Regions from separate parts of the Mus musculus genome. Here all the other regions are linked to region 3. Evidence: chromatin loops called from intact Hi-C (ENCODE). Cell type or tissue: heart. All regions are shown on one strand. Region 1 overlaps Gm51680 (a long non-coding RNA gene). Region 2 overlaps Tle3 (transducin-like enhancer of split 3). Region 3 holds the start of Gm34974 (a long non-coding RNA gene). Region 4 holds the start of Tle3 (transducin-like enhancer of split 3). Region 5 has its middle 8.3 kb from the start of Gm34828. Region 6 has its middle 72 kb from the start of Gm33643. Region 7 has its middle 27 kb from the start of Gm33643.

What was found. Hi-C counts contacts between places; a loop is a spot of excess contacts. Peaks named below come from ENCODE experiments on the same cell type or tissue, not always from the same donor. Only the 100,000 strongest peaks of a DNase experiment are listed, where the experiment ranks them.
Region 1: it touches region 3 in a loop (6-fold over the local background); 15 of 42 quality-filtered maps call a loop at or near these places.
Region 2: a loop joins it to region 3, with 2.3 times the contacts of the local background. A loop is called at or near these places in 7 of 42 quality-filtered maps.
Region 4: it touches region 3 in a loop (4-fold over the local background); 7 of 42 quality-filtered maps call a loop at or near these places.
Region 5: a loop joins it to region 3, with 2.6 times the contacts of the local background. A loop is called at or near these places in 6 of 42 quality-filtered maps.
Region 6: a loop joins it to region 3, with 11 times the contacts of the local background. A loop is called at or near these places in 4 of 42 quality-filtered maps.
Region 7: a loop joins it to region 3, with 13 times the contacts of the local background. A loop is called at or near these places in 16 of 42 quality-filtered maps.

Annotation. Positions count from the first base shown.
Region 1 is chr9:61,017,778-61,021,777 of GRCm38, forward strand. All of the region lies in intron 1 of Gm51680 (a long non-coding RNA gene), which reads right to left. It overlaps Gm5122 (predicted gene 5122), which reads left to right. Exons shown (of 3, transcript NR_040767.1): 2 at 605-813; 3 at 1,163-2,020. Among named protein-coding and RNA genes, the nearest start is that of Gm5122, 2.7 kb to the left of the region's middle. In heart, CTCF peaks have their summits at 2,345 and 3,465 (motif pointing left); a DNase peak (open chromatin) is centred at 2,321; H3K27me3 peaks cover 1,986 bases.
Region 2 is chr9:61,377,198-61,381,197 of GRCm38, forward strand. The region is part of intron 4 of Tle3 (transducin-like enhancer of split 3); the gene reads left to right. Among named protein-coding and RNA genes, the nearest start is that of Tle3, 6.8 kb to the left of the region's middle. In heart, a CTCF peak has its summit at 2,190 (motif pointing right); DNase peaks (open chromatin) are centred at 624, 1,604 and 3,434; H3K4me3 peaks cover 1,438 bases; H3K27ac peaks cover 593 bases; H3K27me3 peaks cover 2,142 bases.
Region 3 is chr9:61,896,687-61,900,686 of GRCm38, forward strand. Gm34974 (a long non-coding RNA gene) reads right to left here and starts at 2,086. Exons shown (of 6, transcript XR_001779199.2): 1 at 1,803-2,086. In heart, CTCF peaks have their summits at 1,939 (motif pointing left) and 3,325 (motif pointing left); DNase peaks (open chromatin) are centred at 1,945 and 3,315; H3K27me3 peaks cover 2,879 bases.
Region 4 is chr9:61,370,737-61,374,736 of GRCm38, forward strand. Tle3 (transducin-like enhancer of split 3) reads left to right here and starts at 1,630. Exons shown (of 20, transcript NM_009389.2): 1 at 1,630-2,725; 2 at 3,217-3,317; 3 at 3,779-3,842. The coding sequence starts at 2,702. In heart, CTCF peaks have their summits at 1,508 (motif pointing right), 2,702 and 3,568; DNase peaks (open chromatin) are centred at 745, 1,575, 2,785, 2,975 and 2 weaker places; H3K4me3 peaks cover 4,000 bases; H3K27ac peaks cover 4,000 bases.
Region 5 is chr9:61,828,747-61,832,746 of GRCm38, forward strand. No RefSeq gene overlaps it. Among named protein-coding and RNA genes, the nearest start is that of Gm34828, 8.3 kb to the left of the region's middle. In heart, a CTCF peak has its summit at 1,730 (motif pointing left); a DNase peak (open chromatin) is centred at 1,715; H3K27me3 peaks cover 1,715 bases.
Region 6 is chr9:60,938,601-60,942,600 of GRCm38, forward strand. No RefSeq gene overlaps it. Among named protein-coding and RNA genes, the nearest start is that of Gm33643, 72 kb to the left of the region's middle. In heart, a CTCF peak has its summit at 1,693 (motif pointing right); a DNase peak (open chromatin) is centred at 1,731; H3K27ac peaks cover 607 bases; H3K27me3 peaks cover 1,411 bases.
Region 7 is chr9:60,893,547-60,897,546 of GRCm38, forward strand. No RefSeq gene overlaps it. Among named protein-coding and RNA genes, the nearest start is that of Gm33643, 27 kb to the left of the region's middle. In heart, a CTCF peak has its summit at 2,116 (motif pointing right); a DNase peak (open chromatin) is centred at 2,155; H3K27me3 peaks cover 2,721 bases.

The sequences.
Region 1 (4,000 bases), 880 kb before region 3:
GAGTTAATTCTCTTCACAGTGTGGGTCCTGGAGGTGGAATCTGGTTCTTCAGACTCGGTGGCAAGGAGACTTTACCTGCTGAACCATCTTGCTGGCCCCTTTATTCCGTTTATTGAGGGCTGGGAAATGAAATGGCTTGTCCAGCACGCTTTCCCAGACATAGATACTCATACAAGGACACAGATGCCATACACAGGCTCACACAATCAGACACAGACACACAGACACACACACAAACGCTGACATACACATAGACATACAGATGCAGGCACACACACACACACACACACACACACACACACACACACACAAAAGCCATAAGATGGCAGAATTAGAAGCAGAACTGAGGTTTATGGCCCTGCACTCCTGCCTCTTCACCTTCCAGACCTCTGAGCATCTGATAGCAGGGCTGAAATAGACTATTCCAGCCTTGAGCTTGTGTGTGTGTGTGTGTGTGTGTGTGTGTAAGGCAGACCCCTACAGGCCCTTGTGAATGGGGCTTGCTTCTATGCAGGTAAGCAAGAGAGATCAGAGGGGGATCCAGAGTCCCTCTTGGCTGGAAACTGTCTCACAAGAGCATCAGCAGGTGTCTCTGACGTGCCAGGGACAGAGTGCCCACCGGCCCCTTGGAGCTTACGGCTCTAGGAGGAAAGCAGGACAGGCAGAAGAGCTGCAGACAGACGTCAAGTGATGAGCCGAGAAGCTACTCTCTGAACGTCTTCCTGTATGAGAGCAAAGCATCATGGACAGATCCTTTGGAGATGAACACTCAGAGGAGCCAACTCACCAAGTGGAGACTGGGACACATTCCTGGTGCTGCTCCAGGCTCCTCTTCTCCTTCCGCTTCTGATCCTGACCGGTTTGTCAACCACTGAGTGAGAGTAGAAACCGAGCTGTCTGTCTTCCAAGAGACAGGGATGTCTTGGGGTGCAGCTGGAGGGAGGGCCCTGGGTCCCCAGCTGTCCACAGTGGATTTCAGCCTCCACTGGGACCTTTGCCTACAGAAGGCTGGAAGGTGGACCCTTCCTGGTTGGCATCTGATTGGCTGGAAGGGAAGGGCTTCTCTCTGGCTGCTGGTGGTGATGGAGGGATGGTGGCTGGGTGTCCTAGGGACCCTGAGTGAGTGAAGATGAATCCAGCTGTTTCCTTCTGCTCCTTCTAGTTGTAGTCAGAAGACAATGGTGTGAGAGCACACAAGGAGAGAGGTCGGACTGAGGCGAGAAGACATGAGCTTCAAGAGAGCAGCATTTGAAGACAGAACCTCAACCAACTCTACTGCAGACTGTATCCAGAACACATTACCACACCCATCAAGATGCTCTCTGGGCAAGCGGCTCTCCCTCACACTCACATCCTGCCTGCCCTCCTTAGGCATCTGGGGTGCCCCAATCTCAGTTCTCTCTGCTCTCATCAGAATCATCCACAAGAAAAGACACACCAGCAGGCTATCTCCCGTGCAAGCCTGCAGTGGCTCCCATCTTCCCGAAGTCTGGGCCTCCCTCTTCATTCCCCTCCTCTTTGTCTTCTATGTCACCGACTGGACTTCAGGTCACTCTAGGAACCCCTATATACCATTCTCTCCTCTCCCAGTGCTACCTAGTTTAGGGTTGCCAGATAAAATAGGGGTGAACTTTTGGGCCTAAATTTTAGATAGAAGATAAAGCCTTCCTTAGAATGTGTGTGTTCCAAGTGTCATGTTCATGGTTTTTCTGAAGTTCAAATGCAAGTGCATACCTTGCCCCGGTCCTTACTAAAATCTCATGCCCAGTCTACCCCTTCACACCCATGCATCCCTGAGCTCAGGAGTCTGCTCTTTACATGCTGTTGGGAGCAACGGTGGAGAGCTCTTCTAAAGGGATTTAATTTTAAATATGTTTGTTTATTTAAATAAGATATTGAATTTTGCATAGATGTATTTATTTTAAATACATTTTTCAGTACTGGAGATTGACCCTAGAGCCTCACACTTTAGCAAATTCTCTCATATTGGTATTCTCCCTCCTTTCCTCACTCCTCCTCCATTAAAAAAAAAAAAACTATGAAATAATTCACTTGTTGTACATGGGCTGTCCTGGAGACCACATTCTGGTGCCTTCCCTGCCCTCTCATGACCCAGACTCTAAGGGTTTTAGGGCAGGTGGGGAGAGACAGTGTCCTAAGTAAGGAATCTGGGTTCAGTGGCAGCATCTGGGGGGGTTGACTAGTGAGACCCGGCTGTCTAGGTTTGTAAGGTCACTTGACCTGGAATGTGAGGAGGCGGGGCACCATCCTGAGGTCTCTGCTGGCCAAATGAGTGCCAATCCTCTGGACCTCACAGGCCCACTTGGTGGGGCATGCAATTTGAGGTTATGGTCACTAGGGGTCAGGCTTGCACGTCAGTGGCTAAACTGATTTTTTTTTTTTTTGCAATCCTGGGGCCTCCAGGCTGAACAAGAGAGACAGTGGAGTGTTTTCCTGTGGATTCTGTGACCTGCAGATCCAGAGAGTGGCTGGTTCTTCTCTATCTTCGCATGTTCCTTTTTCCCTTCTGGAAGGTTCATCTCCAGCCCTTTACTTCAGATGAGCTTGTGGAAGAAATTGGGTAGGTGATTGGTACCTGGCAGAGACTCTGGGTTGGGTTTGGGAAGAGACTTGGGTCTTAGTTTCAAGCCTGCCTCGGTGAATATCCTTAGTAGGTCAGGTGACCTCCTGTACCTTCACGCATGGAATGGGTGTGTCGAACAGCGTGGAGATATGTGAGGCTTCTGGAGCTCAGAATGGCCGGCAGGCAGGGTGACTTCTGTAGGGGCAGCCCAGCCCTTGTCAGACTGCTCCATGGTGCGAACAGGCATGGGATAGGAAGACTGGAGAAGAGCACATGACGGGAGTTGCCATGAGAATCATTATCTGGTCTTTTAGCTGTGGGTGTGCGGGTGTGGGTTTTGGAAGAGAGGGCATAACACAGAGAGCAGGCTTCACTGGCTTGGGGTCGCGTCTCCAGTGGGATGGCTCAGTGCCTGTGGGCAGGTAAGAGCTAGCTCTCCTGAATGAAGAACACCAGTGCAGGTGTGCTCCTAAGTCAGGCCAAAGCACACATGCTGTTGGACTGCTGGGGTTTCTGGGGTAGCTCAGTGCATTCCCTGGGTGGCTGCTGCGCCCTGGGAATTCTTCTCTGTGGGCATAGCTGCCGTTAGGGCAGGGTAGTGAGCACCACGACCCCACAGTGCTCAGCTCAGGTACGAGAAGAGCACTCAGAGAGCGCTCAGCATAAGCTCAGGGTTGTCTAGCCTCCTACAAGACACTGTGCCAAATAGCCAATTAGTGTTTTAAAAAGTGTTCAACATCCCTCGTTACCAGGGAAAGGCAAGTTAAAACTACTTTAGGAGTACTTGCTGTTCTGGTAGAGGACCTGGGCTCAGTTCCCAGCACCCAGACGGCAGTTCACAATGGAGTACAGCTCCAGTTTCAGGGGATCCAACGCCCTCTTCTGGCCTCCACGGGCACTGCACCCATGTGGTACATATACATCCATGCAGGCAAAATACTCATACAAACAAACAAACAAACAAAAAAAAATCTTGAAAGAAAAAAGCCCTTCTTTGAGACACCTGCTCACATCAGTCAGAAGGGATACCATTAAGAAATCTGACCCCAAAGGTTGGAGAGGAAGGGAAGGGTCCTTCATTACTCTTGGCAGGAGTGCAAGTCAGCACAACCATTGTGCAAACCAGTTTGGAGTTTTCTCAAAAAACAAAAAAAAACCCCAGACATTAAAAATAAAACAATCATGTGTCCTGGCTCTAGCATTCCTAGACTCCAAAGCACTCCATATCCTACCACAGAGACATTTGCACACTCGTGTGCATGCCTATGTGCATACCATTGCTATGTTCACAATAACAGGGAAACGTGACCAGCCTATGCGTCCATCAACCGATGAGTGGATAATGGGGATCTGGCACATATACATGATGAAATAGTATGCAGTGGTGAAGAAAAATGATGTCACAGAATTTTCAGG
Region 2 (4,000 bases), 520 kb before region 3:
GTTGTTGTTATAAGAGCTTCTAATTAAGGTGTAATATGTCCTTGCATGTCGAGGGCTGCATGGGTGGTGTTGCCCGCGTCTGAATACATGGTTGTTTGGCACAAAGAAGTCACCTTGGCTGACAGAGCAAAGCTATTCTGAGCCCCGGGGATGCTGTGAACTCAGAAGAGCTAAGCATCTCAATGCTCTCTTGGTGGTGGGACTTCTGTGCAGAGAGCGGCTGTGTTCATCTGGGATATCTGGCCATTCCTCACATAGGATTCTCAGATGAGAAAATGCCCGAGATCTGGCCACATTGTCGTTCATCCTCTCAGCCAGGGGTGGGAGAGAGGGACCCTTACCCTCTTTTTTATAGGTGGGGAGACCAAGGTATCCAGGAAGCCCTCATGGCAAGACCTAGGGGCTTATTTCAGAGCCTCTGGGTTCTGCAGCTGAGCTGCCATGCTCCAGGTGCCTTCCAGCCCCTTCCCGGCTTGAATGCAGGCTGAGCAGTCTCTGGGTTGGGTGAACTCACCCTGTGGCTGTGGAGGAACAAAGAGGCAGAGAGGTGGAGAAACCCTGACTGGGAAACAGGGCAGTACACCCCTGACCTAATGGCGTGCTAGCCACTCCCTAGGCTTGCAAGGTTTTGTAGAAGAAAACCCTGCCACTAATTGTAGTGTGGGTCTCGGGTGCATTTGGCGGATGGTGGTTAGGCCTGAGCAAACAAGTTTATCAGCTGACCTGTTTAGCGGTTGACTGGTGTTTTATCTGCACACACAATCAAGTGACTGGAGTGCTTGAATTATTCATGCAGTGTCCTGCCCTCTAGACTTGACTGTGTGATTACATCTGCCTGGAACAAACAGGCTGGATTCTTCATCTTTAAGCGAGTAGGGGTGGGGGTGGGGACTGGATGTACTTTTATATAATAGATAGTCTACAGAGCTAGCACCTTGGGAAAAGTCTGTCTAGTCATCCTCAACCTACACACACACACACACACACACACACACACACACACACACACACGCACTTCACCACCACCACATATTTTTTTCAAAAGCTCTTCTTCACTGGCTCCATGGGAAATACCAATTAGCTGAGAACCTTTCGTTCTGCCAGATGGTCCCTGGTATTGACAGAGGGCAGCTGATGAGGTACGTCCAGCCCGTTTTTATTTTACTGAGAGGTTAAACTCACTGTGGCTGGCTCTGTCCCTGGCTGTGCCCCCCCCCCCCCCAATCTCTCTTCCAAGCTGTCAAATCTCAGAGAAGTAATAAATGGGTCCTCCTACTCTTCTGCCTCCCTCCCTAATTATGGTAAAGCAAAGATTACAGAATCACAGGCCTGGCCTGTGACTTGAAGAGGTCACCACCTCCCCCAGGCTCCTGCTTCCAGGCAGAGTGTCAAGGATGATTCAGCGAGGGCCAGGAGGCGATGATGGCTGACCGACCGGCCCATCAGTTCCCGTCTTGTTCCCGTAGTGCCTTTCCAGTGTCAGCAGCAGATGACAAAGCCAGCTTAGAAACAGACTCCAGAGCAACTGTCATGCAGTGGCTTTGAGGCGTGGTGCTGGAGGAAGCCAGCCGGGAGGCTGGCCTTTCACCCTCTGTTGGTGAGCACTGATGTTTGGCAAGCTGACTTGAGGCATTTTGATTTGGGGGCAGCATCATGCCAATACTAGACAGTCACTATTTTCAGTAACCCAAGCAAGTCCCAGAGCCCCAGAGCTGGAAGAGCGAGCGCTTTGGCTTCTCATCCAAACCTTTGAAGTCATGGATGAGGAAGTAGGCTCAGAGAGACTGGAGCTGGCATCCCCAGACTGCCACAGTCACAGGTGGTGGGATCGAATGCTGTACTGCAGACTTGCCCTCCCTACCCCAGGACTCCTCTGGAGCCAGCCCCTTTCCGTAACTTCGTAGCATGCTGTGTCTTTAATTACCTCTGCTTGTCCCATGCTATTTATTATCCAGCCAGGCTCAGGCTGCAAACTTGGCTCCACCAAAGTCCAAAGTACCCCATTTGGGGTTGTATAACCGTGTCAGCTGAATGCTCTGTGTCCACAGACCTGTCCCCATTTGCCAGCTATTTGCACAACTAATGATTGTGTGTTTGGTAATAAGACAGAGGGCAGGTTCACAGATGAGGCGAAGGTGGTAATAAATAAATAAATAAATAAATAAATCCCTCACCGTTTTACCCTGACCACAAGGTGGCCATCGGCACAGGGCTGAGGACTGAAGGCCGACCATAGGCAACAGTTTTCTGGAAAGACCATGCCAAAGAGTTGACAGGCTTTGGTGGCAGTAGGATGGGGATGCAGGCCCTGGTACTAGGGGCAGTGCCTGTTTGTGTGGCATCTGGGTTGAGCGGTGAGATTGACTTCTTTGCCGGGAGCTCCTTCATTCCCCCACACCGTGGGTTCTTTGACTTTAGCTGCCTTGTTGCTCTACCTTGGAATTGTGGGGGTTGTGTGATCTCCCCAGCAGGGCACCATCTTTGCTGTACCTTGGGAATTACTGAGCCTGAAGCTCTTTTTAACTTTGTCCCATCCAGCTAGAGGGTGACCTAACCCTCTCATCTCAGGCTTCAGTGGATCCCTTGTCTGTGGTAGACGATAGAAGTGTACAGAGCAAAGCTTTCTGTACTCCTCCCGAGTCTTTTCCTTCTTGTACACCTGACCATTGAGATGACCTTAGGACTAGATGAAGATAGAGAAGCCTGCTGGGAAGCCCTACTCCCAATTCTACTATTCCATGCGCTCTTCTGAGCAGGGTTGTGTGGTTACCGGGGCTCCTTTTCTCCCTGCTCTTTAGAATTCTCCCTCCACCCAGGAAGAATCTCATTTACTTAGGGACTCCTTTACTTTTTGGTCCTCAATGCCACATTGTTGAAGGGGATTGTTGAAGGGGGAGAGAGTTGGCCAAGAAATATAAAACATTTTCCATATAGGAAAATGTTTTTCTGCATCACTGTATAAAATCCAGGAACACCAGGAGCCAGGAGGAGATAAACAGCTCTCCGCAGGGCTCGCCCGTGATCTGGCCTCGTGGATCTGAGATGAACCACTTCATCTCAGAGCAGTGGAGGATGCCCCTTTGCCAAGCACACAGTGTGTAATAGGTGCTCAGTAAACACGTGAGGGTTTCCTTCTTTGGGTTGTGGGCGGGTGGGTGGCCCTACACTGCACAGAGCCCTGGGAAGGAAGTGGGGGGTTGTCATTGTGGGCTGCCTGCTGGTCTGCAGCCTCTCTCTGTGGCTGAGCATACAGTCTCCTCATCAGCAAAATGAGAGAGTTGGATCCATTCCCAAAACGGTTATTAGGGGTCTGGGATGTGCTGGGTGTGGGCCCGGGCTTGGTTACCCAGCCGAATAAGACACCATTCCCTCCACTGGGGCATCAGGCCTCTAAATAAGTAATTGCGATGCGGTGAGGTAAGCGCTAATGTGGCCGCAGCGACACTTGCTTCACTCTTCCTGGGAAAGCAGAGACGGGTCAGAGAGGATGTCCCTGGAGGAGGACTGTTACTTGAGTGGGGCCTTGCAGGGAGGGTGGGAGGGGAGTTGTTAAAGGCAGACGCCAGCAGCCAGAGCTCCTCCCAGGTGACAACAGCTCCTGGGACGGCAGTGAAGTACATTTAGGAAGCCACAGTCAGGAAGAGTGGATTGGGGGAGGGCAGGGGCCGCACTTGAGAACTGAGAAGGTGGTGATATTGTACAGCACAGCATTATCCGAAGGCCTCTCCACCCTCACAGTCACGACTCGGTGGCTCCCTCTGTCCCCATATGGCTCTCCAGGGCTGGCTCCAGTCCATCTGGCAGGGGGTGGGGGAGGGGGAGGCTCCTTGCGAATGTGTGGCCCCCCCTGTCTGCTTCCCCACCATCCTGCTCTGATTTGAACTCTATTCCCCAAAGTGGCATTGTCTCCTTTCTCATACTGGTAATTCTGTAATGACTGGGTATGACCTGCCCCTCCCCCATATTTAATTCTCATCAGCCCGGCTCTCCACTTTGCTAT
Region 3 (4,000 bases):
AGGGACAGGATCACAGACAACTCCTTGAGTGCAGCCAGCAGTGTCCATATGCAAAATGACTTGTCCAGTAAACCAGTCCAGTGCCCTGCATTAATTAGCACAGCTCCAGGACAGACCTGAGGTCCTGAGGCAAAGCCCAGAGTCACCTTAAACCCAGGGAGCCTGACCTCCCAACTGAATCTTGCCACAGTCACCACAAGAATCAGGAAAAGGCCCTGGACCTCTTGGTCTCTTCCCAGTGCACCGAGTAAGGTCTTGCAGGCTTGGAAGGCATCAGTGGCGCATGCCTCCTCCTGTGCACGGAGCACAACCTCAGGTATACCCAGGAGGTATAAACAAAACAGTATGTATGAGAGGGATGGAGGGACTTCCCTAAAACAATTAGTAGACTGAATTAAGTTGTATTCTAAATTACTTGAAGGTGAGATGAAGGGAAAGGTGCCCTTGGCCATTGCTAACGCTGAATGGCAGAGTTCTGTGCAGAGTGACCAGTGACCGCTTGTTAATGTCCCTATTAGTCTTGCCGTGACCAGGAAGCAAAGCCATAAGCTTTTTACAGCCGGACATGATTGTGTGTAGCGCATATAAACACGCTGGTCTGTTTTTCCTAGATTTTAGAATATTGGTTAAGAGACTTGCCCTGACAAGTTACAATATAATTTTCCCCCTTGAAAAATAATAGAAAAGTGGGGTATGGTGACTAATACCCATGACTCCAAAACTCTAGAAGTAGAGGCAGGAGGATCAGAACTTCAAGGTTATCTTCAGCTACATAGTGAGTCTGAGGCCAGTCTGGAATATATGAAAGTCTGTCTCAGATAAATTTTTCCTTGCTGAAACAAAACAAATCAAAATATTAAAAACAAAAGTTTTCAAATATGAAACTAAGGGGCTGTGGAGATGAGGTTTCAGTAAGTATTAGACCTGAGTCCAGGTCCCCAGAACCAACTCAAAAACCAAGCAGGGCTGCGAGCAGCTGTCACCCCAGCACTAGGGGGACAGAGACATCACGCGTGCTTGCTGGCCAGCAAGCCTAGCTGAATTGGTGAGCTCTGGGTTCCATGAGACACTCTATCCCAAAAACCCAGGTGCAGAACAGCAGAGGAGGACCCCAGATGCTAACCTCTGCTTCCACAGAGCATCCTAGTCACACACATTCAGACTCTCACCCCCTATTTCCCAGAGACTAATGAATTCACACACTTCCAGGTCAAGGGATTTGTGTCATCTAGGAAAGTAGAATCACACAATATGTACCTAGCTTTATCACTTTCAACGTTCATCCCCATCCCAGACAAGTGAGAGATTGGAGGCTGGAGAGATGGCTCTGTGGTCAAGAGCACTGGCTGCTCTGCCAGCGAGTCCTGGATTTGATTCCCAACAACCACATGGCGATTCACAAGCATCTGTAACTCCATTTTCAGGGGATCTGATGCCCTCTTTTGGCCTCTGTGGGCACCAGGCACACATATGGTGCATAGACATTCATGCAGACAAAACACACACACACACACACAATTTTATATATATGTATATATATACATATACATATATATATATATATATATATATATATTTCTGAGGAACAACACTCAAGGCTGACCTTTGGCCTCTGCAGACATATTCACACATATGCATGCATGAACACACACACACACATACACACACACACACACACACACACACACACACACACACGGTGGGGGGGGGGGGAGGCAGGTCGACAAAGCTGCAAGAGGTTAAAAGACTTACCCAGAGTCACAAATCAAGAAAGAGGAAAGAAGAGATTCCAAAGTACCTACCTTATGAACCTCCGGTCCTCAGCTCTCAGGCAGAATTCCCTCACTGGCCTCGTCCAGGCTGAGCCTCTTTCAGAAAAGCCCATCCCTTCTCTGGAAAGCAGCGGCTCTCTGCTGGTGCCACGGCGCCCCCTGCTGCCCACTCTCATTCCCTCCTGCTGGATCAGTTCCCACTGTTCAAAAGACGATCCTGATCTCCACTTTCTCACTAAACTCCTTTACCCTCTTGAAGTCCCTCCTGGAGCTTGGGGGAAAAAATCAGGGAAACGTGGACATCTCTGGTCTTCCAGTCTTTGACAAAAAGGACAAAACACCCTCGTATTCTCCCACCCCTCCAGCCACCAATAAGGAAAAGAGCAACTCTGGATTCTGTCAGAGACTGGCAGGGCACCCTAACTCCAGCTCTTCCTACTCTTCAGGCGTGGGTAAACTGAGTCTTAAGTTCCTCATCTGCAAATCAGACCCCACATGCAGGGATGGGGGGTGGTGGTGACAAGACTGTATGTCTAGCACCCAGAGTCTGGCAAGTACCAAAGACAGACCCTCTCTTTCCTGACCCACTTCCTCTTCTGGCTAAACAGACACCATAGGCATCTAGCCATCACCTGCTTTCCTTCAATTATCACCCTAGGATACAAGGCACAACAGAGAAACTAAGGCTCACGGGCATAGAGCATTTTGCCTCAAATCATGTAGCTGGCAAAAGCCAATGACAAGATTTCAACCCAGGCGGCCTGACTCTAGTTGCTAGACTCACAGTCACCTTGCCACGGGGTATTCCACTGTGCAGCAGAAACCATGATGATGTCTCATATACTGTCGAATGTGTGGAGTCCGTGCCAGGAAGGGTAGGCAACAAGAAGAATTCACAGCACTGAAGAATTTACTATGATAAACAGGGTGATGGGGTCCATCCCTGCAGGCATCCTAGAGAAGGCACAGGCTGAGCCAAATCTCAATACAGCATTTCTGGAGATTTGTGGAACCAGCTGTCCTCCTGAGAAATGTGCACCCAGAAAGGCTGACATCTCCCAATGTCACAGGATCCTAGGAGGGAAAAATGGCTGGCTGGGTCTTCGACATAATGAACACATGGGTGGTGTATCCACCCAGGCCAGGCACAACGTCAAGTCATCACCCTGACTGTAGCTGCCACTGCCACTCTAGTGCCCTTGCACCTGAGAAAACAAGACATCTGAGTGGGTGGCTTTCTCAAGACCTCAGTTTCGAGTGACAACTCAAACGCAGGCAGCCCAGAGTCAGAACCCTGTGCCGCACACACCGAAGCCTCATGCGGCTCCCCTTCCTGGGTCCTCACTCTCCTTTCAGCTCTATACGGATGATCCTCCTGGGCGCGCTCCCTGGAGACTTCGTAAAACTCAATTAAAAAAACAAAACAAAACAAAAAACAAAAAACTGAACTCCACCTCTTTCCCAGACTTCAGAAAGAGCCAAAGACGCTTGGATAATGAGGAAACCCGATCTGATCCGACGAGTCCCAAGTCGCTGCTGCCCCCTGCTGCCCAAAAAGAGAACGCCACGGACTCAGCCCTACAGAGTACCTGGGAGGCCGCCTGTGAGAAAGGCACAGGTAGCCCTTGAGTTTATTTATTTCTATCATCAACCGACAGATGATGATGGTGTATATTTTCAGTGTACCACGTGGCATGTGATAACTGTAGAACAAGTGGAGATAAATAACGTATCCATCGCCCACAATTCTTATTTTCCACGGTGAGAATGTTTTAAGCTCACACTTTGTAAGTTTACAACACGTTAGTGCTAACTCTAACCACCACGCCATGCAACAGACCTCAGGAATCTCATCCCCTCTGCCTGAATGATCCATAGAGCCCAGTTCTACTACCACTCCCCCCTCCGTTTCTGCTAAATACCATCCTACATGCTCCATTCTGAAGCCAGGTATGATGACACACCTTCCTGTAATCCAAGCACTGGGGAGTCAGAGGCAGGAGGATCACCATGAGTTTGAGGGCAACCTGGTCTATGTAGTAAGTTACATAGCAGGACTTTGTCTCAACTCCCTCCATCCCCACCAAAAATATATACGTTCAGGTTCACCATTGCTGCTGTCTAGTACCTGGCTGATAGGAAGCCACGTTCTCAGTGGGGAGAAAGTAACTCTCTGTCCCTGAGCTGCATCCTCAGCTCAATTCAGCAGTCTCTGACTCCACACAAGC
Region 4 (4,000 bases), 530 kb before region 3:
GGGGAGGGCAGAGAAGGGGGAGGGGAGAGGGAAGCTCCAAAGAGGAGCCATTTTGAGACTAATGGATGCTTTGGCCAGATGCTCGCATCTGTCGAGCTAGGCTTCTCCCTGCCCCCTCCCCCTTTTCGGTGCGCATCGTACACGATTTATGTTTTTATTTAGGAGAATAAATAAATGAAGAGGGGAGCGTGGTCGAGGCCGGAGCGGGCGCTGAGAGGCTCCATCTCGGGGCGGCCGCTCACGTGGAGGTCCCCGCGCGCTCCCAGCTACTCATTAAGATGCAAACGCGAAACTCAGGCTCCTAATGAGGGGAAAATATAGATTCCGGGGGCGCGCGGCCGGCTCGCGCGCGCCCGCAACGGGCCAGGAGCGTGTGCTTGCGTGCAAGCTTGGTGGGAAAGCCGGGAGGGACCCGAGGACACCTGGGCGGCCCACTCGGCGTTGGTTCTCCGAGGCCGGCGGACCTAGGGTGGGCAGTGTGCCCTGACGTGACCCTTGTCTGCGAGCAGATGGGCCCCAGAGTCGAATATCTACGCCTCCTTGGGTGTCTATGCTGGTGACCAGGGACGCTCCAGGCTCGCAGTCGCTCTTCCACGGGTGGCTGCCGATGCATGTGCCCAGGCAGGCCATCAGGCCAAGAAACGGGGTCGGAACTCTGGGTCGTAGCCAGGAGGGCCCCAACTCCGTGCTTTCCCTTCTTCACCATCTCGGGCCCGGAGCACTGCTGAGGAACCCGCCTTGGCAAGGCTGCGGCCAGGACGTAGCTGTCCCCAAAGGGCAAGAGCCCCAAATGGGGCTAGCCGCACTACTGAGCCTGTTGTCCGCAGACTGCCAGGCCCTTCCATCTGCGCGGCCCGCCAAGCCAGAGTTCTCAGACTTCCCCCTCGCCGGCAGCCGCCTTGCATCAGAGGCGCTGTTTATTTGGCTTTCTGAAAAGAAGGGCGAATGAACAAAGGAGAAAAGCGGGGCGCCCAAGGGTGGGAGAGGGGGCAGAAACGGATAAAAGAAAGAGAAACTCAGTTTGGAGAACAGTCTTAGAGGTCGGAGGTAACTTTGGGTGCCAGCATTTTATCGGTCCTAAATCTTTTGAAGTGAAAACATTAAACTGACAAAGTGATTCTGTTTGTTTTATAGTATCTAATTGGGCTGCTTTGCAACCCTAATGAGATTAGAGGGGGGCAATCGTTCGCCGCCTCTGCAGAATCAACTGATCCATTACTACCAGCCACAGGTTTTAAGGATTGTACAGCTTGTCCTTTTTTCCCCCCCTTTTGTTGTTACTCGTTTTCTCCTTCTCCCCTCCCGCCAAATAATTATTTGCTAGTAGATCGTGGGAAAAAAAGAAGAAAAAAAACCTAGCAGCCCAGGACTATAATATATATCTATTTATTATATGTCTTTCGGTTAATTCCTGATGTGAGGAGCGCTGTTTTTCACTCCCAAGCGAAAGTCACCAGCGGGTAGGGCCTGATTGCTACTTTTCATGCATAGTTTTAGACACAAGAGGGCATTGTGACGTCGCGCCTGGCGGCGCCCAGTCGCAGTCCGAGTCCCGTGGCCCCACGTGGGAGCCTCGCACTCCCATTGGCCAACGCTAGGCGAAGCCGCCACATTATTTTGTTACTTTTCAGTCCCTATTTGGAACTGCTCTCGCGGCAGTTCAGACCTCGTGCTCGGCCCCCTTCGCCTGTCTGTGTGTGGTATCCGCAGGTCCGAGGCACTTTTTTTTTTTTTTGAGTGCGTGTACGTGTGTGTGTTGAGTGCGTGTGCTTGTGTGTTTTGGGGGTTTGTCGGGGCGCGGAGAGGAGAGCCAGGCTGGGAGGAAGGAAAGAAGCCGCAGAGCTCCCGGGCTCGGGCTACGTCTCCCCCTCCGGTGCTCTCCAGCCTGCGCGCTCCTAGGCGGCAGGACGCAGACCGCTCCTCGCCAGAGACGCGGCCGATCCACTTGAAAGCAGAGGACCCCTTCGCCGAGGCTTCCTATGCCGGCTGGAGTTAGGATGCCACGGCTCATTATTTGCACCGACTGAGCCCGGAGTTCCTCCTCGACCCTGGGAAGGGCTGGCGGCGGCGGCAGGAGCAGACGGAACAGCAGGCTCTCCTCTCCGAGGGGGGTGGGGGGGCGTCGAAGCGTCCTCGCTGGGCTCTAGCCCTCACCCACGGTCCTCAAGCCGTCACCTCGGTGGCCTGCTTCCTTTCTCTTCTCGCCGCGAGCTCCGGGCCCGACCGCCTCTGGGATCTGACCCGCGCGCCCCGGATGCTCCGGGCTGCCCAGACGCGCCCCCCTCCAGCCTCATCGTCCTGATTGACCCGTGAGGGGACAGGAGAATCCCCCTTCCCGCAAACCCCCGGCCTCGGGATTCCGCACTGGAGCCGCCAGGGAGCCGATGATGTCCACGCAGACCCGGCTTCTGACACTGTTCACGCAGCCGGGGGAAGGCGGCCGGCCGCAGCCGGCCGAGCCCTAGGCGCACAAAGCGCGAGCCCGCCGACGACTTTGCCGCTCGCTCCGCCGCTCTTTGTCTGCACTTGGGGCGCACGCCCGACTCTGGGATTTCGCTGCGAGAGCGGGCTGGGGGGGCCGGGGGCGAGCTCTCGGTTCCCCGGCCGCCCCCCGCTCGGGCTCGCCTCCCCCCTCCCCCGCACGTCCCCGGCTCGGGCTCTCAGCGCTTCCAAGCTCTCGGAATCGCGACCCCTCCCTGCCATGTATCCGCAAGGCAGACATCCGGTGAGTAATTGCAACTAGGCTTATTTAAGCATCTATCATGGCAGGGTAAACGAGGCAGTTTATCTAGCACCTCCATTTTGCTTGTTGCTACCTTTATGGTGCGCGCGCGTGTGTGCGCTCACACAAAGGGGCTGGGTGGGTGGGGGCGCCGTAGAGAGCCAAGGGTAATTGCGCTCGAGTGGCCCGGGCGGCCTGCGTTGGAGGGGGACGCTGGCTTCCGCCCCGGCCCCTCTCCTAAGTCTTCCAACTCGCGCTCTCGGCACTTGGCCGCCAGAGCCCTTTTGGCTTTGGGGGTGGTCGGGATGCCCGCTTCCGGGCCCCGTCGGGAGAGCGTTGAAAAACTTGCTGGGAAGGTTCTGGGCTGTGGGGTGGTGGCCTTGCCGGAGGCTCCCGGCGGGGAGGGGGCCAGGGACCCAGAGGAGGCACGGGGCCGCGTGGAGCCCTTCTGATGTGCCCACTCCTCTCCCCTATGTTGTCCTTGTGGGCTCCAGGCACCCCATCAACCCGGGCAGCCGGGATTTAAATTCACTGTGGCCGAGTCCTGTGACAGGATCAAAGACGAATTCCAGTTCCTGCAAGCTCAGTATCACAGGTAAGGCGGGTGGGGGGTGGCCCCGGGCTGGCGAGGAGGGCGGCCTTGCGCGCTCCTGCTACCCCCCCCCCGCGGGGCCGAGGGGGACGTCGACCCCCGGCTGCGGGGCGGCTGGGCCTCCGCCTTTTGTTTCCCCTCACCGAGCGCGCAGCCTTAACCCTTTGCGTTCTGCGATCTCCCAGCTCCTAAAGCCCGCCCTGTCGAGGGTCGGGGTCTTGCGCCTTCGTCCGGGCCCGCCCCCGCGTGGCCGAGACGAGTCCCCTCGCTAGATCAAGGGAAGTTTGGAGTTGGTACTGCTAGGCTCCGGGTGGTGGGCAGCCACCCTCACTGCCCGGAGGATGCTAGAGAATGGGTTACTCAGGGTGCCGGGCAAGTGAAGTGGTCCTCCTAGGCCCTAGGGTCCAGGTCTCGAAGGAGGCGGTGTAAGCGCCAGGCCTGAGAGTCTCTTCCTGCCCTCACAGCCTCAAAGTGGAGTATGACAAGCTGGCTAACGAGAAGACGGAGATGCAGCGCCATTATGTGATGGTGAGAGGCAGCCCGCAGCAGGGCGGAGGGAGGGAGGGCAGGGCAGGGCAGGGCACCCAGGCTTTGGGACAGTCGCAGACCCGAGCTAGGCCCAGCTTCAGGACAGCCCCCTGGAGGGCTCCCTTCTTCAGCTTCCTCTTCCCTGCCACTTGGAGGCC
Region 5 (4,000 bases), 68 kb before region 3:
TTTTATGCCCACTAATTCCCAGCCCCACGGGGACCATTTTCAGTTCATCTCCATATGTCTCATCCCCGGTGGCTTTGCATCCTGCTGGGCCTATGTAAATAACCAGATGCAGGGTGGGCCTAGTGGTATAACAAGACACTCCACAAGGACTGAAGATGCCTCCAGTGATGAAGAGGAGGAAAACACTAGCACCCTACCTCAGGAGCTCTAAGGAGGTAACAGGCATCTGAGAGCCATCCAGGGTGCTCACGAAGCCCAGTGGTGAGGGATTAGCTCTGTGGACACTGCTGAACTCTAAGACTCTAGGATGGAATCCTGGGAGTGCTGGAGACATCCAAAAAGTGGTCTCTCTCCCTACTACATCCCCAAGCATCCAGAGCTTGAGCCAAGGTAAATAGACTGAAGGACTGAGGAAGACTTGCATCTCTAGCCAGTCCCACCCAGGAGTAGCCTTATGAAGAGGTTGGAGCCTCAGGAGTTGGCCATCCTAGAGGAGGGACAACAAAGTCATTCCAAAAAGAAGTACCCCACAGCTGAGTGCCAAGGAACAGTTCCATGTCCCGCCCCAATCCATCCCTAGGTGACTGCCCACAGATCATGCCTGACATTCTGGAGGACAGATCATCTGCCCATGTGGGAGGGGTCACAGCCGGGAAGTAAAGGACAGTGACCTACAGAAGACAGATAGGGAGTGTGGGAAATTTGGTGTCACTAACAACCTCTCTTCCTAGAGAGCCAAGCAGGGCTAGAGGTGACAGATTTCACCTGACCTTGGTCTTGTGTGATCTGGAGATGTGTCAATCATGACCACGTGCCAACACCAAAGGAGATCAAACAGGAGCAGAGGCTGGAACAACTCCTGGCAGAACAGCACAGCCAGCTAACAACTCTCAGAGTCTGTTTCCTTCCCATCCCTTCCCCAAGACCAAAGTGCCTCCCTGAGCCTGATCCTCAACACATGGACCTCAAGGTACAAGGACCAGATGAGAACCCCAGATCACCTGAGCCCCTTTTTACAGAGACGGAAACCGAAGCTCTGGAAAGGAAAGGCTCAGCAGAGCATACATGCAGCTGCTGGAACGGAACACCAGTTCAAAGCAGAGCAAGGATGAAGCTCTCCATCCCACATGGCACCACCCCTGCATCACCCCACCCCCAGGCGCATCTGTCCGTGAAAACTGTTACTGTCAGTCGCCGCCCTCCCCAACCTCCATCCTTCCCTTCTTCCTGAAACCAGAACATTGTGCAGAGTAGAGAGGTGGGAGTAGGGCAGCCAGTGGGCAGAAGTGTGATGGTGAAACTCAAGGTACTGGAGAGAAGAAGTCTGGGGACAGCCTCATCACTTTGGGCCATGCAGCCTGGCTGTTGGTACACTGCGCCCCACTGTGCTTTGTCCTGGCTCCTAGCTTGCCCTCCCAGGTTTGACGCACAGCAGTGAAATGCAGAGCTGACCGAGAGAAAAAGCACCTAATCATGTAAGACCCACTCCTGAGAAGCCAAGGCGCGTCACACCCCCAGGTCCTGGTCCCAGGTGCTCTCTGTAGCCCACTGGATGTAGTTGGCCTCATACAGCCATATGAAACTACAGTTAAAAAGGCACAGCAGCAATCCGGAGCTCTCCCTGTTTACGACAGAGTACCACCTCCTACAGCAGCCGCACCACCTTCGCCCACACATGCCTGATGCCACCAAAACAGGCTGTCACAGCAGAGACAGGCCTCTGGTGCCCTCTACTGTTTGACACTCCTGCACCATAGCTGGAGGATGGCACCAAGGCTGGCAGGGGAGACTGGGGAATGGCACCTGCCCCCATTGGGTTGTCCCAGTTTATAACAGCCCCTCCATCCATTTTCCAAGGGGATCCAAAAAAGCATGATACCGCTGCCAGGGGTAGATCAGCAGGGTGTGTCTTGTTGACAGACCACCTAGAGGAATGGCTTGCTAGTGAGCCAGCATGGTAGTGCACATCTGTAATCCCACACCCAGAGAGGCTGAGGCAGGAGGATCCCAAGTTCCAGCCAATCTGGGATGCCTAGGGAGACCCTGATCAGAAAAGAGCTGCTAGTAAGACAGGCTCCTCTCCATCATGGACTGTCTCTCTGCAGAGGCTGCTTCCAGTGTCCCCAACTTGTAGTTCAAGGTCATCACTACTCACAAGGACAATAGCCTCCCTAATTCTGCCCTACTTAGGATCCCCAAGAGTCAAAGAACACAGAAGTAAAATAGCTAGAGATGTATGGCTAGGTATGGAGAGCCACATACAAAGACACATGCCTCTCTCTCCTCTCTCTCTCTCTCTCTCTCTCTCTCTCTCTCTCTCTCTGTCTGTGTGTGTGTGTGTGTGTGTGTGTGTGCGTGCGCGCGCGCTCATGAATATACATATAAAGAGAAAGAAGGAGGTCGAAAGGGAGAAGGGGAAACTGTTGTGAACTGTCCCCTGTCCACTGTCTGCAGAGCTGACCAGTGCCTAAAGCTTTTGGGACGAGATGACATAGCCGGGAGTGTCTAACCCACCTGACAGCAAGTACAGGCCAGAATATATGGGAATTTGGCCCAAGACAAAACTTTAAACTTACTTAAAATACTATGAAGTGGTTTCTGTTGCAATTTTTGTAACTTGAGTGCATGATTCTCAATCACGAACTCTGTAGATGATGTCATTCTGCCTGCTGCCACTCAAAATAACCATAGGCCTGGTCTAGCAATGCCTGGGCCATGGGTAGGATGTCCCTGGAATAAAGTGCAGCTCAAGACAACTCTTCATCAACCAATATGCCCCCAGAGAAGCCAAAGAGAGGGGCTCCTCGGCTCTAGATCACAGTCTCTAGTTCAACTTCACAACATCGGCCTGGAATCCACTGGATTTCTAATCACCTAGACAGAAACAGGCAGTGGGCTTGATTGATTTAAATGTTAGTCTCGGACATAAAATATTTTGTGATACCTTGGCTGGTGTCTGACTAAACCACCAGTCACCGTAGCATATGCAAATCAACACATGCCATCAGCCATCGCACTCCTCGTGGGCTTTGTGTGTCCACCAAGCATGTGCCAAAGTATCAACTCTGCGCCAGATCATGGGAAACCTTGTGTGTACAAGGCACGTCTCTATTCTTTCACAGTCTTTGTTAACCTGGGGCTTCCTGGTCCAAAGGGCCAGCCTTAACAGATGAATTGATTGATGACTTATCTTGCTTCTGTGTCACGATGCTTGGCAAAAGCAACTTAAGGGGAAAGGGTTTGTTCCGGCTCACAGTTTCAGTGTGCAGCCCGTTGCAGCAGAGAAGGCATGGGAGTGGGAGCTTGAGGCAGCTGGCCACGTTGCACCCAGGGTAGTCAGGAAGGAGATGTGATGTGCTGCTGTTGTTTATCTCACTTCCTCCTTCTCTTCAGCCTAGGCCTCCAGTCCCTAAAATGTGCACCCAAGTTAGGGAGATTCTTTTCATCTCAGAGAATCTAGTCTGGATCCTCTCAGGTATGCCTAGAAGCTTGTCCCCTAGGCGACTGTAGATTCTGCAAGGTGACAATCAATATAAGCCATCAGGACTGGAGAGATGGCTCAGTGCATGAATCATTCAGATGCCCATGTAAAAGCCAGGAAGGTATGGCAGCTCCACCCTGTAACTCCAGAATTTGTATGGCAGGGCAATCTCAGAGCAAGTCGGGTAGCTCGACAAACCCAATCAAAGAGCTCTGGGTTCGATTGGCAGGCCTTGCCTCAATGAATAAAGTAGAAAACAATCAAGGAAGACACTTCAATCTCCAGCAGCCACACATATGTGCTTGTACATGTACACGTATACACACGTGCCTACACACATGGGAAACCCATATATACAAGTCTGGCGTACATATTACACACACTTATCCATGAAAGAAAAAAAATCACACTCATCACCACATTATGTTCATGTCTGGCTAGGTCCAGTGGGTATCACAGACTGTGATCTTGAATGGAGATGCTAAGCCTAACCTTTAACCTCCCCCACAACGCTCACAA
Region 6 (4,000 bases), 960 kb before region 3:
ATGAGAATGGGGAAAAAATAAACAGGTGAATGAATCTGCCTTTTGTCATAAACTTTCCTTGGAATGACAGTGACTTTGTCAGGTATAGGTCATGTGGCCATACTTAGCTGCAAGAGAGTCTGGTAAAATGACTGCTTTAGTTGGGCGTATTGCCTCCATATAAAATCAGGAGTGAATCATTAAGGAAAACTTGAAAAATAGCGATTGGAGAGTCAATTAGCTGTGCCTGCCACAAAGCTCATCTTAAACAGAGTTAAGTGGGCTGGGAGATCCCAGGAGCCATCTGGGTTATTTGGAGATGAATGAGACAGCCCTGAAGGAGTTGACAACTTAGAGGGGGAATACAGACAACTAATTGTAACAACAAAACATCACATTACATCTTAATATAATGCAGTTCAGGCAAGGAGCAGAAGTGAGTATGGGGGCTTTGAGGGACAGGGAATACAGCTTACTGGGGTGGGAAAGGTCGTGGGGGCAGATGTTAGTCAGTGGTAGCATGTTCACTGGATAAGGGGGAGGTGTCCTTAGACAAGGAGACTCTGCATGTGAAATGGAGTATGGAGAACATAAGGTCTTTCCATGAAGGGGGCATCAGTTCTGAGGTAGAATGTGCAAGGTGTAAAGTTGAAGGCAGCGTACTTCCAGAACCATCTCTACTAGGCTCAGATCTTGGCCTTCATACCAAAGGTTCTGAGGACATGGGAATGACTCAAGGGAGCTGTCTTCAGACAACCCCCCTGGTAGGAGTGTGGGCAGCTTTCCTCAGGCAGGGGCAGAGAGATTTGGAGGACAAGAGAGGACAAAGCTGTTCCAGAGATCCTTACAGCTTTCCCATCTCTAAGGTCACCTGGTGTTGTTTCTGAATAACTCCAAATAGAAGGCTGAGTGGGAAGGGTATGTGTGTGTGTGTTTACGTGTGTGTGTGTGTGTGTGTGTGTGTGTGTGTGTATGTGTGTATGAGTATGTGTGAGTGTATGTTTTTGTCTGTATGTGTGTGTTTATGTCTGTGTGTGTCTGTGTGAGTGTGTGCACACACGCCATCTTGCTGAGATAGGCAATGCATTTGCTGTGCTGTGTGGGGTTTGGGAAGACAGCAGAGAGGTGTCAGGTCCACATAGATCCTTTCCTTTTTCAAAGGGAGGAAACAGCCTTGAGAGGGGCAAGTAGGATGTCCAAAGTCACACATTCTTCCGTTTGTCTGAGCTGACTGGAATCGAGCCCAGCACTTGCTAAAGGGCAGCTCTGGCTTTTTTAGCTGTGCTATTTGCCACCTGTCACCTTACAAAATAGGTGCCTGGGAAGGTAGCACGCAGACTTCGGGAGGTGGGGCGGGTGGAGGTTGTCTTTGACGTTTAGCATGAACTCTTGTGAATATATAGGTCAGGTACAGAGGGAGATGCTGGGCAGAGGACCTAGGGATAGAGACCTGGGAAGGGATAGCAGCCTGGAGGGAAAGGTTGCTATGGATGTGTAGTCCTGGCAGCAGTCTGGGGAGTCTTTGAGAGGCCCTCCATCTGTGCTCACAGAGGCCATCAGTGTCCCAGATGACTTGGGCTCCAAGATGCCCAGTTTATTTTGGTTCCTGACCTCTTTGTTTCCTGAGTTCTTGAGATCTGCAGCTGTGGCAGGAGAACTGGTCTCTCCTTCGGAGGGACTAGGGCTGTACAGGGAAAGGGTCCGAGATCTGCCCGCAGGGGGCGCTGTGGACAAGAGCAAGAGGCACCGCTGCAGCAGCTGGCCTGGGTGGGACTCCAACCAGGCTGATCCCACCAGTAGGGAGTGAGGCACTGCAATCCAACCAAGCCCGGGAAAGGGAGAAACGGACTCCAGACTTCAAAGGCATTCCCAGAAATGTGAGAGCAACTGGAAGCCGGGCAGAAACAGGCAACAGCCCCCATGGAGTGACCTGCGTCCACCAGGGAACCTTGTGCTGCATTTAGTGGGGGCAGGATGCATTTCTCCAGCATCATGGGGGTCTATGATGTGGGGCCTCGGGGTCCTCCCAGACAGAGTCTGCGCAAATAATTCCCATCAAAGGCCAAAGCCCATGAGTGATTCCACTTAGGAAAAGATTTGCCTGCGGCTTTACAGCTGTATTTTGCTGGAAAGGATCACGCAGGAATCCAGGAGGAGTTAATCTGTTTTGCTTTGCGGCAAGAGTCAGGCTTGCATTTCCATGCAGTTTGGGAGCTAGGCACATTCCTCCTCTGTTGGGCCTGTTCCCCCATTAGAGAGGTGAAGGGATGGAACCAGGGCTTGGTCTCGACCTTCTACCCAAGGACTAAAAGAGACTCTTGATCACCCGCTATGCTAAAGTCTCTGTTTACCCTGGAGAGGTAGCAATGATTCACAATATGCTGAGGGCCACATAAAGTGTTTCTGGTGTCTTCTCTAGATTTAGGGGGCTACACACAAGATTCAGACAGGACGCACATTTTGAGGAAGAAACTGGATATCTAGTGCAGGCAACCAATTCAGGATCCAGAGAACTGTTAAAAAAAATAATGGGGGGACGATGTGCTGACCACCCATCTGCCAGCCCAGAACCCATTTGCTGGCCCCAGCATCCTTCTTGGTTTTGCACTGGTACTTGCCTTCCAACCTAGTGCTTGCTTTATGGAAGGTAGCCTGGGCTGAGCCGTCCACATTCAGGTATGAATGAAAGGTGTAACATGGAAGTGAGGCTTGCAAAGAGGCAAGAATGGGGTGTGTGCTTGTGGCTGGGGTGTGCAGAGAAGCCCTGGCAGACATGATCTGGGGAAGAATGTAAGGAATGGGGTCTCCTCTCACCCACCTGCAAGCTATCTGCTGTCATGTGTGCTGGGGCTCATTAATTGACACACACGACCTCTCTCCCCCCCCCTTTGCCCCCCCCCCCCCAATATCTCATCTCATCTCAGGTTAGCCTTGAACTTACTATGTAGCTGAAGATAAACTTGAACTTCTGATCCTCCTGCCTTCCCCTCCCAAGTGCTGGGATGACAGGCATGTGCCACCCTGCCTGGTTTATATAATTTTGGGGTTCCAACAGGGGTTTTATGAGTGCTGGCATTAACCTGCCAGTTTCATTGATCTCCAAAATGTGATCCTCCCCGTTGAGACTAGAGACTTGCCTGTAGGGTCATCTAGATTCTAGAGTCCCAGCATGAATGTTTGTGCACTGTGTATGTGCCTCGTGCTTGCAGAAGCCAGAAGAGGGCATTGGATCTCCTGGAACTGGAGTTACAAATGGTTGTGACCCGCCCAAGGTGAGTACTGGGAACCAATCTGGGTCCTCTGCAAGTGCAACAAGTCCTCCTAACCATTGAGCCATCTCTCCAGTCCCAAATACTTATGTTTTTGATATTGATCTTCATACTCTTTTTTCCTGAGTGTTCGTGATAGGGGGATGGCCAAAGGAACCATTGGATAATGGAATGGAAAACAGCAAAATTGCAGGTGTAAGGCCCATTCATGCACCTCGGCAAATAGCAAGAAAACAAAACTCCCTAGGAAACAATACATCCCTCCTTCAGGCCCGCAGCTCTATGTGGGCAAATAAGCAGAATCAGCTGGAACCTCACCAGGGAACCTGAAGGCTACTCTCCTCTAGGAGGAGAGGGAGAAAGGCCGGGAACTGAGGTTGGAGCCCAGTGATTTTCATCTTAGCTTTAATGTTTGAATCTTTTATGAGTTAGGTCATTAAAAATTAATGTTGAAAAAAATTTGGCCTTTCTTGTAGTTGTCCCCCAACCACCTATTTTCAGCTTCAAGGTGAGGTTCTTCCCTGTGGGGTGCGTGCTGTGCTTGCTCTGTCAGTCGCAGAGCACATGCGGGTAAGGGTGAGGTACTTGGCCCAGTTCATCTGTCACTGCCTGCTACCGACTTTTGGTGTCTTTGATTGGGTCCCTCTCAGCTCTGCCTTTCCAGGTTCTGCACCTAATTTCCTTATCTTCTTCACAGACGACAGCCTCCAGGGGCCCCAGGCATGTGTCACTCTGCTTTGACATCCACTGCC
Region 7 (4,000 bases), 1.0 Mb before region 3:
CATCACCCACTGTGACATATGTAAGTTTGCAATGTGGCCCGGTGCTTGTTGTAGGGTTTCTCTGAACCAACTATGTCCCTTCTGTCCACATTTACAATTCAAAGTATACCAAAGCAAAACCCCACCCTCGCCAGCCTCATACAGGAAGAGACTTAGCCCTATCCTCAAGGGAGACAACCCAATGTCTCCTAAAAGCTGTGGCCAGGCCCCGAGTGTATGCACAGGTTCTCTGTGACTGAGCGGCATTTCTCTTGTTCTGTCAAATTCTTCCTCAGACTTCTGCATTCTGGTCTAGCGACTTGATTGTAAAGTCAATGACACTAAGATGGGGCTATAATGACAGGAACGATAAGGGTGATTAGTTAATATTCATGAGTCTAATGAGAAGCCGGTTCAGCAATGATGCTTACACATGGACTCAAGGCTACACTTAAGACGCTTGTCATCCGCACCAGTTAAGACTCGCTTTGCCTTCAGCTAGATCTGCTACATCTGGCCTCTTAAGGTCCCTTTCTGAATAGAATTGCCACGTCGGTGGTGTGCCTGGCTTGTTTTGTATCGTTTTGTGCAAGTGGACTAGTAAAGACTAGTGGACTATTCTAGAGCAATGGCTCTCTCATCTATGTGAGGTGTCCAAATCGGAAACCATGGGGCTGACCAGAATCCATCCTGCTCGTAGACCTACTGGTATCCATGCAGCAGCACTTCTGGGTAGACCCCTGTCCTCCTCCTGACCCACACACTATGATGAAAATCCTGGGTGGGATGCCTCCACCGGTGTCTGTCTCTGTGCCACCATGCTTCTCACCAAATTGTCCTGTCACTGGGGATCTGCCACCACATTCTCTTCTCCATGTTCTCACTGTTGTCCTGCATGGCCTTTGCAATGATGCCCAAGTTCTTTAATTTGCAGAATAGGAATTTTTAACGCCATCTGCCTCTTTGGCTTTGTGTCCTACCTTGCTCAGCCCTTGTCTGACTACACAAGGCTACTGACATATTAAATGCTGCTCCCTCAAACTCCTGTCCTAGTCTCGTCCCTTCTGGTGTCTTTATGTCTTTCCACAAGTCCTCTGCCTGGGCCCTTCAGGAATTTGCCTTCTTCATGCGTCTCTCTCCCCAGTACAAATGGAACTGTCCTTTCAGGCACCCGTGTGTCACCTCTGCTGATTATTCTTTGCACGAGGCTAGAGGGAGAGATGAACGAGTGCTGCCCAAGTGTCTATTGCAGTGGCCATGGTGTGTATGACTGCAGACAGGGGTGTTGGAAAAGAACCATGGGAGCTCAGGCCTCTGGCTTAGAGAGTGTGGGGCACACTGTGACTGTCCCAGAGCCTCTCTGTGTCATGAATGAAGAGCTAGTGAAACCGGCCTTAGATGCTATTTGAGGACTCACCTTAGGAAGTAACCACGCATCTCTGCCTCTGCGCCCCAAGTGACCCCAGAAAAGAGGGCTCACCGAGGCTTCCTTTCTCCAGGTGCCTCTTAAGAAGAGGGGACTACAGCTCCATGGGTCACAGGGATGTCACCTGTTCTTGAGCCTCAGCAGAGCAGTGACCTCCCGACAGCATGCTTCCTTGCAGGACAATTTCTTTTATAAAGCCTTTTCCTCATTTTGATCTGAGCTCTGTCTTGCTGAGGTGCCTAGATCAGTTGCTCACCCTCCTCCCTCCCTCATTCCCTTCCTCCCTCCCTCATGCCCCTCCTCCCTCCCTCATTCCCTTCCTCCCTCCTGCTTTCCTCCTTCCATTTCCCAGTCTCTCTCCCCTTTCTCCATTCCTTTCTCTCTCCCTCCTTCTCTTTCCCCTTCTTTCCTCCTCCTTTCCTTCCCTCCTCCCTCCCTTCCTGTCCTTTCTCCCTCTCCTCCTGTTTAGTCAGACAGCCTCATATGAAATCGTACTAAGTATATTCCAGACAAAGGCCTCTGGTTTTATTTTGGCATGATTAGGGCAGGTCTGTCAGCATTCAGTGTCGATTTTTGAGAAGAAACGGTGTGGGTATTTGACTCCTAACCCCCTTAAATTTCTTCATGCAGATTTAAGTCTGTCTGCTCCCAAGTCCTCCTACTTTGGAAGGGTTATGTGAGTGTCACAGATATTGCAAGTGGGCAGGAGGTGGCAGGAGAGAGCCATGGTGGCCTCAGCAGGACTGTGAAGACTTAAGAGTCACAGGAACCAGTCCATAGGGATAACAGGGAACCCTTGATGTGAGCAGCAGGAAGAGAAGGGAGGGCACAGACACACCAAGGCTACCAGAAAGGAGTGTGCAGGTGTGGTGAGAAGGTGGGGAAGGGGGAAACTGCACGGAGAGTCTGGGGAAAGATTCTTGAGCCCCACATGGCAGTGCAGCCCCAGAATTAGCATGTCCCGAGAGGGTAATGGGTAATGGGTCACGGAACCCAGGGGTGATGTAATGTTATGCCCTGACCATAACGGGTACCATCAAAGACTCCGTGTGTCACAGTCTCGTGTGTGCATAGGCCAGTGGAACCCAGAGGTCAATGAGGGGTGTCTTCCTCTATTGCTTTCCACCTTTGTTTTTGAGACAGGATCTCTTCCTGAACTTGTACTCAGCTGGGTGGCCAGGGAGCTGCAGTGAGCCTGTAACCACCTCCCAGGACCGGAACTACAGGCATGCACCACTGAGCCCGGCTTCCGAGGGCTTGAGGCTTTGTGCCTGTGCAGCAAGCATTTTTACCAACTGATAATGATAATCTCTTAATGAAGGAGAGTTATTGTTAATTTCAAACTGAAGATGATACTGTTGATCCCAATTATGTTGCAAGAAAATCTATGGGGTATGTGTGTGTTTATGTGTATGTGTGAATGAATGAATGAATGAATGAATGAATATTCAGATTTTACATTCTATATGGCAAGGAAAAGAAAATGATCAAGTTAACAATGCTTATTTTTTCTAAATCTGGCCTCTGGAATTTGTGCAAAATGTATAATTAGACACTTTCAGGGCGTTCAACTTTTGAGGATTAGGCTACAATGAACGGAAGGCTGCGGACTTTGCTTAATACTCAGAAATGAGGGTGGGCTTTCCTAAAGGCAGGTGTCTGTTAGCCCAGTGATCTGGACAATCACATTAGTGGCCCCTGAGTTGTTTCTCCGACACTGACCATGAGCTGGTACCCTGCTGGCCTTGATGGACAGAAAGATGAGCGCCCTATTGGATTCTCTTCATTCTACTACCTGTCAGGTATCAGAGTGGGATAAGCTTCTGCCCAGGACACAGGAAAGGTTAAACCACGGTTAATCCTGGAGGACCACAAACTACAGACCAGGGCTGTGCTTTAAGTGCTGGAAGGTGGGTCTCAGGTGAGGCAGTTTGCGGAGGTGGTGCGCCTTCAAGTGATGAACCTTAGTGAGTGATAATTAGATAATTATGTTGTTGCCCGAAGGCCATCACCTTTGAAGAGATTAACATAGTTCTCTTGGTACCCTTCTTTGTTCTACCAGAAAACAGTTATAGAAAAAGAGGCACGCTGGTCCCTAATCTTCCTGCCTTTGCATGTGACCTCTTCTACGTATGGCCAGTTCTCTTTCTGTTTCTCTACCTTGCTGGGACACAGCCAGAAAGCCCTCAGCAGGGTGCCAACAGCATGCTGTTTGAAGACTTCAGCCCTCAGATCACAAGCTTAGAAATTTTCATTAACTTATAAGTAACCCAGACTTAGCCATTCTGTTGCAGCAGCACAAAATGAACTAACACAGTTTGCACAAGGAAACATAGAGTCCTCTCATTGCAGGATCCTGTGGGGGGCCTGACAGAGACTGGCTGGTCTGTTTGGCTTGCCTGGTAGAGATAGTCCCTAGAGGAGTGGACTTAACAAGCCCCGGCCGTGCACTGTCCTGGTAGGGACGGCTCCTCCTCCTGGACTTAAGAAGCCCACCATTCTACAAGAAATTGAGAGGATCCTGACTCTCATGACCCAGAACAGCGGCATGAGCAGTATCCGATGGTTTTCCCTGTGACTTTGTAGACACCACAC